Regions from separate parts of the Homo sapiens genome. Here region 1 is linked to region 2. The links are chromatin loops, found by intact Hi-C in ENCODE. Cell type or tissue: ovary. All regions are shown on one strand. Links, peaks and the distances in the headings refer to the core of each region. The heading gives the core; the rest is flanking DNA. Region 1 has its middle 3.1 kb from the start of LETR1. Region 2 overlaps LINC00924 (long intergenic non-protein coding RNA 924).

Region 1 (5,391 bases), core at 61-5,060, 140 kb before region 2:
ATATATCTATATATATATATATAGCACATTAGGATATGCAACATTTTCATAATTTATCTAGCTTTTACTTGTTTAAAAGTCATGAGCAATTTGAATATGTTTTGTTTGCCCTTGCAAAAGGATGACGGTGCATTGTTTTAGGCAATTCTATTTAAGAAGTGTCCTTTTTAACACTGGTTAGGTTGAGAGTGAGGGTCGAAGCAGGCAGACGGTTAGCAGGAGAGAATAAGTCGTGAACCACCATAGAAATGGGGCTGATAGAGAGCTATTGTGTCATCCGGGCTCTTCTTTGGCGACTGAAAGACAGACAGGTCCATTCACTGCAAGCATTCCTCCTGCGCAAACCGCCACGCTGAAGGTAAAGCATCTCCTGTCGAGGAGGCAGTCAGTCCTGCAGGTGCTGATTCATTTACTTCTGAGAGTAAAATAGTTTAGAAAAAACCAGATTTTTTTTTCTAGGAGGAAAATGATTTTCTGCTTAATTGTGCTTTTGAATTACACCATCTTCCTCTGCCATGTCCACTACCACCACGAAGAAAGTGAAAGCCATGTTTAAAATAGTAATAAATGAGATGGAAACATATCACCAAGGTATATTTTATATAACTGATTGAAAAGCGAGTGGGTGGAAAGAGAGAGCTTAAGTACAAGTGTTTCTCTTTCAAATACCATATGAACAGAACAGTAACTTTAGAAAAAAGAAATGGGAAAAGGAAACATAATAATCCCATCAGGCTAACAGGGACAGCATATACCAAAAAAATGCCCATGTAAATTAAATGTATGCATGCTTCTTACTAGAATTGTTTATATGTATGCTTACATACTTATAAAAGAGTACATTTGAATTGTGGGATTATGTAGTGATTCACACAGCATTATGTCGAAGGGACTTTTTAATATTATTAGAGAATATCCATATTAACCAATTTTAATAACTGCATAATCTTTCATTAATTGTATATATGGTTTGCTCAACTATTTTCCTGATGTTGGATATTTAGGTTGCTTTTGGATTTCACTAGAGTAAATAACACAGTAAGGAACATCTTGAGGCAACATTTCCATGTTTTAAATTATTAATTTCAAAGAAATTTATTGAAGTGGAATAAATGGGCCATACATTAGGAACATTTTCGTAGTTTTTTTACAATCATTTTCAAGCTAACTTACAAAAAAAAGTATTGTACCGCCCCATCCTGCCAGCAGGAAAATCTTGTATTACATTTTTTTCAGCTTTGTTGAAGAAAAATTGACAAATAAAAATTGTATATATTCAAGGTACACAATGTGACGTTTTGATATATGTCTACATTGTGAAATGTATCACATTTTAAAAAAAAGTATGCTCCATGTTATTGAGACTATTTGGAAAAGTATTTGGTAATGTAGCAGGTGGGAATTATTTTTTGATATTCATTTTCTTTAGTTATTAATGAAGTCCTTTTGTTTCTTTAAAAATTTCTTTCCTCTCTTTTGGATTTTGGTTTCTGTTCAATCATTGAAATAGCTCTGAAGTTGGTATATAAAAATAAAATATAGCATTTTTACAAATCACTCTTTCATAGTGTTAATTTTGAACTAGGTTGATAACCCTGGTTAAAATGGTTACAGCAAAAAAATTCTTCACAAATTGAGCAAAGGTGCAGTTTGAAATGACTGATAGAATTCAGGTTTCCAACAAACCTCTGCTTTCCTTCCATGGTGGCACATAAAATGATATTATCCTCTGTGAAATTACCCCAGAAACTTAAGGTACCTGATAGCAAATCGTATTCTCTCATTAAGACATAGAATCGTTGATCCTTGCACTAGCTTTCTTCCTAGTCTGAAGATGTATGCTGTTCTCTTAGGCTGTGATGTGGTCCTTCAAAAATGCCTTTTTGCGTTCCGGCACCTTCCACAAGTGCACCAGTGCCCAGTAAATAAAGTAGCAGCCCATGTCCCTTTTAGCAAAAGCTATATATCTGTTCAGACTTGTAATTTGCTCCGTTTATATCCTTTGCCCTTGAACTCTGGTTATTAACGCAATGTTTCTCCAAATGATGCCATATAACTCTGCTCCAAGCACATTCACGGTGACACCACGCAAACATTCTGAGGGCCAGGGCCGGGTGAGGAAGGGAAAAAATGACGGCTGAATTGTGGAAGTTGCAGTGCATTACTCAAAATGGAAGGGCTGTAAAACTATGACTGTTAATATTCAAATTGCGACAAGGCCAGGGCCAGACTTTGACTGCAAATATTCTGAGGTCTGCTTGGAAAGCAATTTAGCAAAGTAGCTTTGATTAAAAAAGAAACAACCAGAACACTTCTCCCAAGAAATGAACTAAAAACCTATCAAAGGATTTGAGACAGGTGTCCTAATTATACATCTTAAGAAATTATTTGTAGTGGGTTTGGAAAGGAGGTTTGTTCGGTTATAAAATGTAGATTGTATGTGTAGGAGAAATATAGACCAAATTCCTTTGTGAAAACTATAATGAAATATACCAATTTTTGCATCATATATATTGTATAAGACAACTGGGCATTGACTGGGTTTACTACTGTTTTCATTTTTTAAATAAAAATTTGCTAATTAATATTGTGTAAAATCTTGGACAGGGAGTGGGACTAGTCTCCCTTTAGAATATCTGGGAAGGGAATGCACTGATTAACCAAATTAATAATTTAGGTAAGATCGCAGAGGCTCTGCACAACCTACTTTGCAACGGAAATTGTTCTTCTACATTTTAGAAAAGGGCATTTGCAAAAGAGCTTCTTTCCTTTGAAATGAAAAAGTCATACATTTAAAATAATATGGCCAAGAAAGAGCTCGTGCACATTAGCCTATTTCAAAATGGTGTATTTGTTTCAAAATAATGTTTTTTAAAAAGGTAATTCTCTCAAACATCTTTATTTTCATAGACTCACTTTGAAGTGACTTCAGGTCACAAGTTTTGTGTTTTTTTTTTTGCATTTTACTTTGAAGCAAAATGTTCGTGGCCATGGGATTTAATCTATACACCTCCTTCCCCAAATCCTAGGCTATGCATAATGCAGTTCATGCAAAAATGTTGATGGGAAGGAGAAAATAATATACCATCCGATACCGAATTTCATGCTGAAATGTAAGCTACTGTGAAACTTCTAGGCACATGTCTGTATTCTTAGTACTCTGACTGTGTGCCTTTAAAGAGAAGTAAAGAAAAGAAACACTAATAACTATTTCAGTTGACTATACTGTTATTTTTTCCCAGACACAACATGATTGGGGTACATTTGCATGTGCAAACACACTTATATGAGTATTGCCAATAGAAAATAAATAAGCCATAGGTGCCCTAGAACACCAAACACACTCTTCTTAAAGTGATAGCTGTTCCCATGTAAGTATTATTTCCAGAGGAAAATGAATGCTAGGCTTCAAGTAGGTTGTAGTAAGAATACTTTGGAAAACAGTCTTTTCATGAATATAGAGCTACCTATTTTCTTCCTATTCTCTCTTTAATCAACTGCACCCAAATTAAAGGAGGTGTTTCACCTTTGATCAATGAGATTGGTCTAGTGACCTTAATTTGAAGACACTTTTTGGCCAATGAAATAAAAATGTAGATGAAACATTTTTTTAAATTCTAAGAATTCTAGGATCTCATACTTACTAGATAAGCAGACTTGACAGACACCTTGATGACGTCGCTCATCTCTGAATGCTCACAAGCTGAGCATCTGATGAGTTCCCAAAATCTACTTATTGAATTAAATGCATTAATGGATGCAAGTGAATGTTTATCGTTGTACACCATTTTGTTGAAATATAACACAATGCTGGGTTGTACAATATTAAGTGATTTTAATTAAAGTAATTCTTGTGTTATGGTTTCTTATATCCAAAACCACAAAATGTTTATTTTTATAAACTTCATTCATAAACTTATGACCCCATTGTGCTAGTAAAACAAAGTTTGGAGAACCTGGCTCCTACATTCTCTCCCGTTGTCATGGCTAAATAATTGCTGAAATGCACATAAAAGGGGAACATCACACTCTGGGGACTGTTGTGGGGTGGGGGGAGGGGGGAGGGATAGCGTTGGGAGATATACCTAATGCTAGATGACGAGTTAGTGGGTGCAGCGCACCAGCGTGGCACATGTATACATATGTAACTAACCTGCACAATGTGCACATGTACCCTAAAACTTAAAGTATAATAATAAAAGAAAAAATAAATAAATAAAATAATTTTTAAAATAGGAAAAAAAAAGAATAAAACTGTGTATGGTGTTAGATGTCTATTTTCTACAATTGAGAAGGGAAGTTATATATTATTTAGTAGAGAACATGTGTTTTGTTTGTGATAGAATAAGAGCATTGCTTATTACAAATCGTGAACAGTTTGAACTTTGATGACTGCAGATTAAACTGGATTTTCTATCTCGGTCTCCTAAATAAAGTACCTTTACATATGTTGCGGATTATATGTGGCATAATTATATCAATTATAGTTTCTAACATTTAGCTCCAAAATATAGCAAAACATATTCTTTCACTCACCCATTTCCCTTTTCCTTTTTTTTTTTTTTTTGACAGAGTCTTGCTCTGTCATCCAGGCCAGAGTGCAATGGTGCAATCTTGGCTCACTGCCACCTCCGCCTCCTGGGTTCAAGCGATTCTCCCACGTCAGCCTCCTGACTAGCTGGGATTACAGGCGCACACCACCATGCCCAGCTAATTTTTTGTATTTTTAATAGAGATGGGGTTTCCCAATGTTGGCCAGGCTGGTCTCGAACTCCTAATTTCAAGTGATCTGCCTGCCTCAGCTTTCCAAAGTGCTGGGAAGCCACCGTCCCCAGCCCCATTTTCTTTTTCCCAAAGGCAACTACTTCCAACATTTCTATTGTATTCTTTCAGAATTCACTTCCCTATCGATATGGAACCTGCTGGTCTTCCTCCCATTCTTCTTCTTAGCATTATTTTAGTTTTAGAAATCATCTCTTGACTTTCTACTAAAGATGAAGACTTGTCTCTCTATACTATTCACAGCCCCATTTATACCCACGTTCTTATTTTCTGAAGACAGTTATATTGCAATTTTTGTTAAATTAGTATTCAGTGTGTATTATCACTAATAAATCTTCCTGAGGGCTGTGCTAGGGAGTAAACAGTTATTTATTGACTTATTTTGCTAAATTTCAGTTGTGGTGTTAACAGTTGATTTGTTTTTAGTCCCTTCCCCCTACCTTTTACTATCTTTAGGTAGTTGCCCCTAAGCCATCGTTACACTCTCGGTCAATCTCTCAATTCCCTCCCAAGATATTTTCATACATCAGTTACTTCATGAAGATTTTCTAGGAAAAATCCTTCCAGAGCTTTCCGTCTACCTTCTTCTAGACTAGGTGTCCTTGGTGT
Region 2 (5,391 bases), core at 114-5,113:
CAACTGAAAGCTTTTTGCTACCATTGGACAAAAGTGCTATTATATTGAAAAGTAAGAAAATAAAAGTAAAAGATAGATTATAAAATAGTTGTTCCTTAATAGTCTTCTTTATCTAACTAACTAAATTCCTCAAACATATTGAAGAGCTCAATTATACCAGGAATCCCTTCTTGTAGTTTTCTATTTAGCAGTTTTTCGCTTTTTAAAACTGCATTGACAATCCAAAGGGAACTTTCCTTTAGGATGGCGCCCTCCAATAAAACACAGAAAGTTCTTTATAATTCTCACTTTTTAAGAAAAACTATTCTAAAACCCTGTATAAATTTTGCATGTGTGTTTGGACCTGTTGATCAGGAGGCAATAGAGAATAGTGGTTAAGAAAATGGGCTCTGAAATTAGATTACATAAGTTCAAATCACAGTCTGTCACTCCCTGGCAGTATGATTTGGGGAAATTATTATAGCACTATGCCTCAGCTTTCTCATCTGCATAAAAAAGACAATAACCTTATAGATTTCTTGCCAAGAATACAGGGGTCAGTATAGGTAAAGTTCATAGACTATCACTTGCTCGATGTTAAGTCCTCAAAGCATTAGGTAGCTATTACTTTGAGTATACAAAATCCAGAACACCAACTCATCCATGCTGATGCTTTGATTTTCCAAGAAAATGGAATATAGTCCCACAGAGATTCAATTAACCCTCCATTTTCATATTTACTAATGTATTTGGACCCTGCAGAAAGATACAGTCTTAAGCTTCAGCTGTAATGAGAATCTCACTTAAACCAAAATTTTGTATTAAATGAATTTGCCTTAAAAAAGTCTCTTTTTTTGGGATCAACATTCAATCTGAAACACTAAAAATAGTCTATAGGCAAAAACCACATTATTGATTTATTAATAGCTGTACTGATACAATAGTCATGAGGCTTAATGTCTGATTGGGGACCTATTTATAGACATCTTAATTTGTTGAAAACAATGTCTAGCTATTTCGTTCTAACAAATAACATTAGCAACACACGCAGTTATGAAGAAAGAAATGATATTGCTAATTAATACGACTTGAGCAGTGAGAAAACTAAGACATTAATGCCAAAGAAAATCAAAGTTGATGACTTGGATTCATTGCCCATATGCATCATGTCACTTGAATAGTTGCCAAGCCTGTGTCTTACTTTGACTTTATAGTATCAGCCCACTAGCCTTTTATCTTGCTTACCCTCTCTACACATCAGGTTTCTTACTTGTAGAGGCAGTATAATACGCCTTCTTTATTCACCCTACAGTTGAGGACTGAAGGAGAAAGCGTAAAACACTTATTAAAAGAAAACGATACTTTTTACAGTCAGACTGGTGGGAAAATCAGTACAATTAATAAAACAGTGATGTTAGGAAAGAGTGACTACTGTCTGCTTTATTGCCTATTCATACGTACGCCTACATTTGTTCAACAAAAGTTGTTTGAACGCCAAAGACATGGAGGTTCAGAGCCTAAGTTGGCCCCAGCTGCCTAGCCCCACCCTTCCCTCTCCCTCTGGGTGTCTGTAAGTGGTTTAACCTCTCTGTGCTTCAGATTCTTTGTTTGCAATATTGCGATAACAATAGCAGCCAGTTATGTACTAAAGGAGATAAATAGTACCTACTTATGTATTAAGTAAGATCATACATATAAAGTGCTTACAATAGCACCTAATAAACACTCCATTATGGTTTCACTATTATTTGCTTTCCAAGTGCACAATATAATGCTGATCAATTCAGAAGACAAGACCCTGACCTCATGAGCTGATCAGAAAATCGGCCTCATCTTAGATCAGAAAATTCAGATAAACATATAGGCAATTTTTATAGGGTGGGATATTAAAAAATGACATCCCAACTCTCATTGAAGGAATGAGATGGAGGTAGAAAAGACTTCCTTGTGGAAGTGATAGCTAAGCTGAAAAATTAAAGATGAAGTCAGAAGGTAGAAAAGGTGGCTATAAACCTGAGGTGTTTAATGAAACCCCCTGCTATAAATGAATGGCCTACAGCTGCACTTCCCGATATGGTGGCCACAGCCACATACAGCTATGGAGGGCTTGAAACGTACCTAATGCATGAGAGGAACTAAATTATGTTCGTTCATTTTAATTTTTTTTTCAAATTTAAATTTAAATAGCCACACGAGCCTAGTGGCTAAAGCACTGGGCAACTCAGCTCTAGACAGAGGGAAAAACACATGCAAAGGTCTAGAGATAAGAGAATTCTTCTATTCTGAAGACCTGATATTTTGAAAAACAGTAGATTCTTGAAGGATGTGACTTCTGGAAATCAGCAGAGGCGATGCATGGTTTACTGCAAAGTTCACGCATTCACTGAAGCTATGGAAAACCACTGAATGATAATAAGAAGGAGAGTGATACAATCAGTTTTGAAATTTAGTAAGATCTCTCCAGCCATAGTTATAATAGTAGCTAGAATTAGTAACACTTTATAGTTTACACACTTTTTGGATAACCTGACCTCTCTTAATATTCAAATCCCCTGTATGAGGTAAGTCTATACTTCCTTTTCTATATCTTATTCATTGTGTCTCCAATCAGCAGCCTATGCTCTTGCCCATATCCCTTAGAAGACAGACCTGATAAAAGGAAAACATTTGCATGATATCAGTGCGCAGACTCATTCATTCCGATGTTCATAAATTAATCTGGAAAACAGCAGCAGTTACTTCCAAAGAAATGTTTAAGAATCATTTTCCTCAGTGTGACCTGACTGTAAAAGTACAAATGCATTCAGTCGTGGTCCCATGGGCCGTCCCCCACTCCCAGCACATTAGTTAACTCCTCTTGCTGTTGCCGGCGAGAGCCTGAGCTGCTCCGTGCGCACAGAGTGATGAGGGATGAGCCTGCCTCACCCGGGTTCCTGCGGACTTCCCCTCACTCCCACATCTGTATCCCTCCTTGCCTCGCAGACAAGTTGAAAAGAGAACCCGGACTAGGCAGGGGTATCCACTGCAATATGCTGACGGTCTGGCTGCTGACCTGAATCTCCATGTCAGGTCTGAGTAGATAAAAGGTGGCATTTTTGTAAGTGGGGATGAGGAAGGAGCACGGCCACTCTGCCCTGGAGTCAGCGCTTCTTACCAACACGTGCACTCACCTGCAACATTAACCCAGCGATTCTCTTAGTAAGAAATTTTCAAAAACAAAAATATGCTAACGTTTGATTTGATTACATCAAGTTATTTTTTCTCTCTTTTTAAAAGGAAGATTATTAATAAAATCACACTTCCTTAAAAGAAAAAAAAAACAGGGACTGTCAATGCTGCACTAATTTGATTACACACTGGCACTGTAAGACACTAATGTAAATATTCTGGTGAGTAGGCATAAGACGCTTGAAGTAATTACTTAAGGACTCCCTTTCAAACAATCGCTCCCTTTTTTTATTAAATGCCTTTTAACATTAGCACTTTCTTCCTGACAAATTAAATGAAATTTCATTACTCTCCCTGACTTAATGGCATTAGGCTCCCGCCTAGGTGTGAGTTAACCCTCCCAGGACAGCTGACAACGGCTCCCACACTCCGTCAAAATGGCACTGTCCTAACTCACAAGAGAAAAGAAGCCTGGAAGAATCCTTTGTGTTTTTACCAGAGCTTCCGGAATCCTTCATTTCTTTGATGTTTTTTCAGCTGTGATCCTTGCAAAAATCTAAGAAACCAGTGGTATTGTTGTTTTCCAGTGTTCTTGAGTTCACCGCCAAAAAAAAAAAAAAAAAAAAAAGAAAGAGTATCTTTCACTGAGACTCTAATAGTGACAACAAGGATAACAATAACGGCAAACAGTTATACAGTACTTCTTAAATATCTTCTAAGCAATTTAGCTCTTTTAACTCATTTAAACCCCAACAAAACACTATAAGGTAAATACTGTTAATTCCTACTCTCAAAATAAGGAAATTAAAGTACAACATGGTTGAGCAATTTACCCAAGGTCACATAGTTAAAAAGCAACAGAGCTAGGATTCAACCCAATCAGCCAGCTATTGTCAGACACTTTTATACATATAATTATTGAATCTTCAGCCCTGGATTGACATAGACTTATTTCCATATTCCTTTTTACATTTGTGCAAATCAAGATTCGGACATGTTAAACGACAAGTTCTAGATCATGCAGTTTGTGCCACCCAGGAACTTGTCACCAGCCATGTCTTCTTGACAAATGAGCTTCGAAATTAAGTTTCCAAAGGATGGTCTCTGAAAAATGGTGTTTCTATACCCCCTTCATTACACTTATTAAGAAAAAAAGCTAATGACTTACTTTTAAAAGAAAAAAAAGGAAATAGAGATTACTGTAAGATTGAATTTATTTCTAATACTTTAGGAATTAAATTATAAAGTGACAAGAAAAATTACAGAATAATTGCTCAGGAACTGTGGGTCTGAGGTCCTCGTCCTACAAATCTCAGTATGAACTAAAAACAAATATGTGCTAATTTTTGTTAAGAGAACAGTTGAGAAAACCTTCACAAAGTGAACACTGCAAGAGTCGTTCTGTTTTTAGATAGAACTTGTGCCTGGGAGTATGCCAGAGAGACACTCCCAAGATACGTGTAACACTGATAAGAATGGCATGAGTGAGTTCCCTAAATTGTGTCCCTGGCATTTTTTATTTAGCTATCTTTTTTGGGATACATGGTCATATTTTCTACCCACCAAGTTTTACCTCTAATATTTTTAAAGTCTACTAATTTTTTTTCTTGTTTAGACCTAACTTTCTTTCTTACTCTTATTTTGGACTTAATTTTATTCCATCTTCCAGGGTTACAATACATTTAGAGGTCTGAACAACACAGAAGCATAATGAGAGAACATTCTATCTGGTCAACTTTGAATTTCTGCAGACAGGGCCAACTTTTAATGAGAATACATTTTTATTTTACTTCCCTTCTCTCTATCTGACCCAGTGATACTTCTCTTTGGCTGAAATTGTTTTCTCTACATAATCCTTTTTCCTGTCTGTGTCACCAGTAGCTGGGACTTCCCGATGTCATGTTCCATCTTACCAAAAGGGTGTCCTTTCTAAGACCTCAGGCCATGTGGAAGAAAAATAATCAGCTCAAAGTTCAGAAGACAAATGTTACAAGGGGGAATTTTTTTTCTCCCCTTGGTTGTTCTTAAACATATGTAGCTTTAAGGATCAGTATGTCAGTGTTTTGAAAGAAGCAAAGACTGAATTTATTTTGGTGGAGCTATCAGATTCTGAGGAGCTGGACCATTTGTTTTCCTCTTGTGAGGTCCAGGTAAAAGTTCATTCCCTCCATGGCCTGGTGCTTCTGACAAACAAAAATCAAGGACCCAAAATAAGTATTTTATCTAAAAAATGTGAACTATCCC

The links. Peaks named below come from ENCODE experiments on the same cell type or tissue, not always from the same donor. Only the 100,000 strongest peaks of a DNase experiment are listed, where the experiment ranks them.
Region 1: it touches region 2 in a loop (2.8-fold over the local background); 7 of 110 quality-filtered maps call a loop at or near these places.

The regions. Positions count from the first base shown.
Region 1 is chr15:95,327,552-95,332,942 of GRCh38, forward strand. No RefSeq gene overlaps it. Among named protein-coding and RNA genes, the nearest start is that of LETR1, 3.1 kb to the left of the region's middle. In ovary, for the core only: a CTCF peak has its summit at 1,211; DNase peaks (open chromatin) are centred at 320 and 2,100; H3K4me3 peaks cover 2,931 bases; H3K27ac peaks cover 3,927 bases.
Region 2 is chr15:95,466,141-95,471,531 of GRCh38, forward strand. The region is part of intron 3 of LINC00924 (long intergenic non-protein coding RNA 924); the gene reads left to right. The region is part of intron 1 of LOC105370993 (a long non-coding RNA gene); the gene reads right to left. Among named protein-coding and RNA genes, the nearest start is that of LINC00924, 36 kb to the left of the region's middle. In ovary, for the core only: no CTCF peak of the experiment used is centred there; a DNase peak (open chromatin) is centred at 2,871; H3K4me3 peaks cover 716 bases; H3K27ac peaks cover 3,165 bases.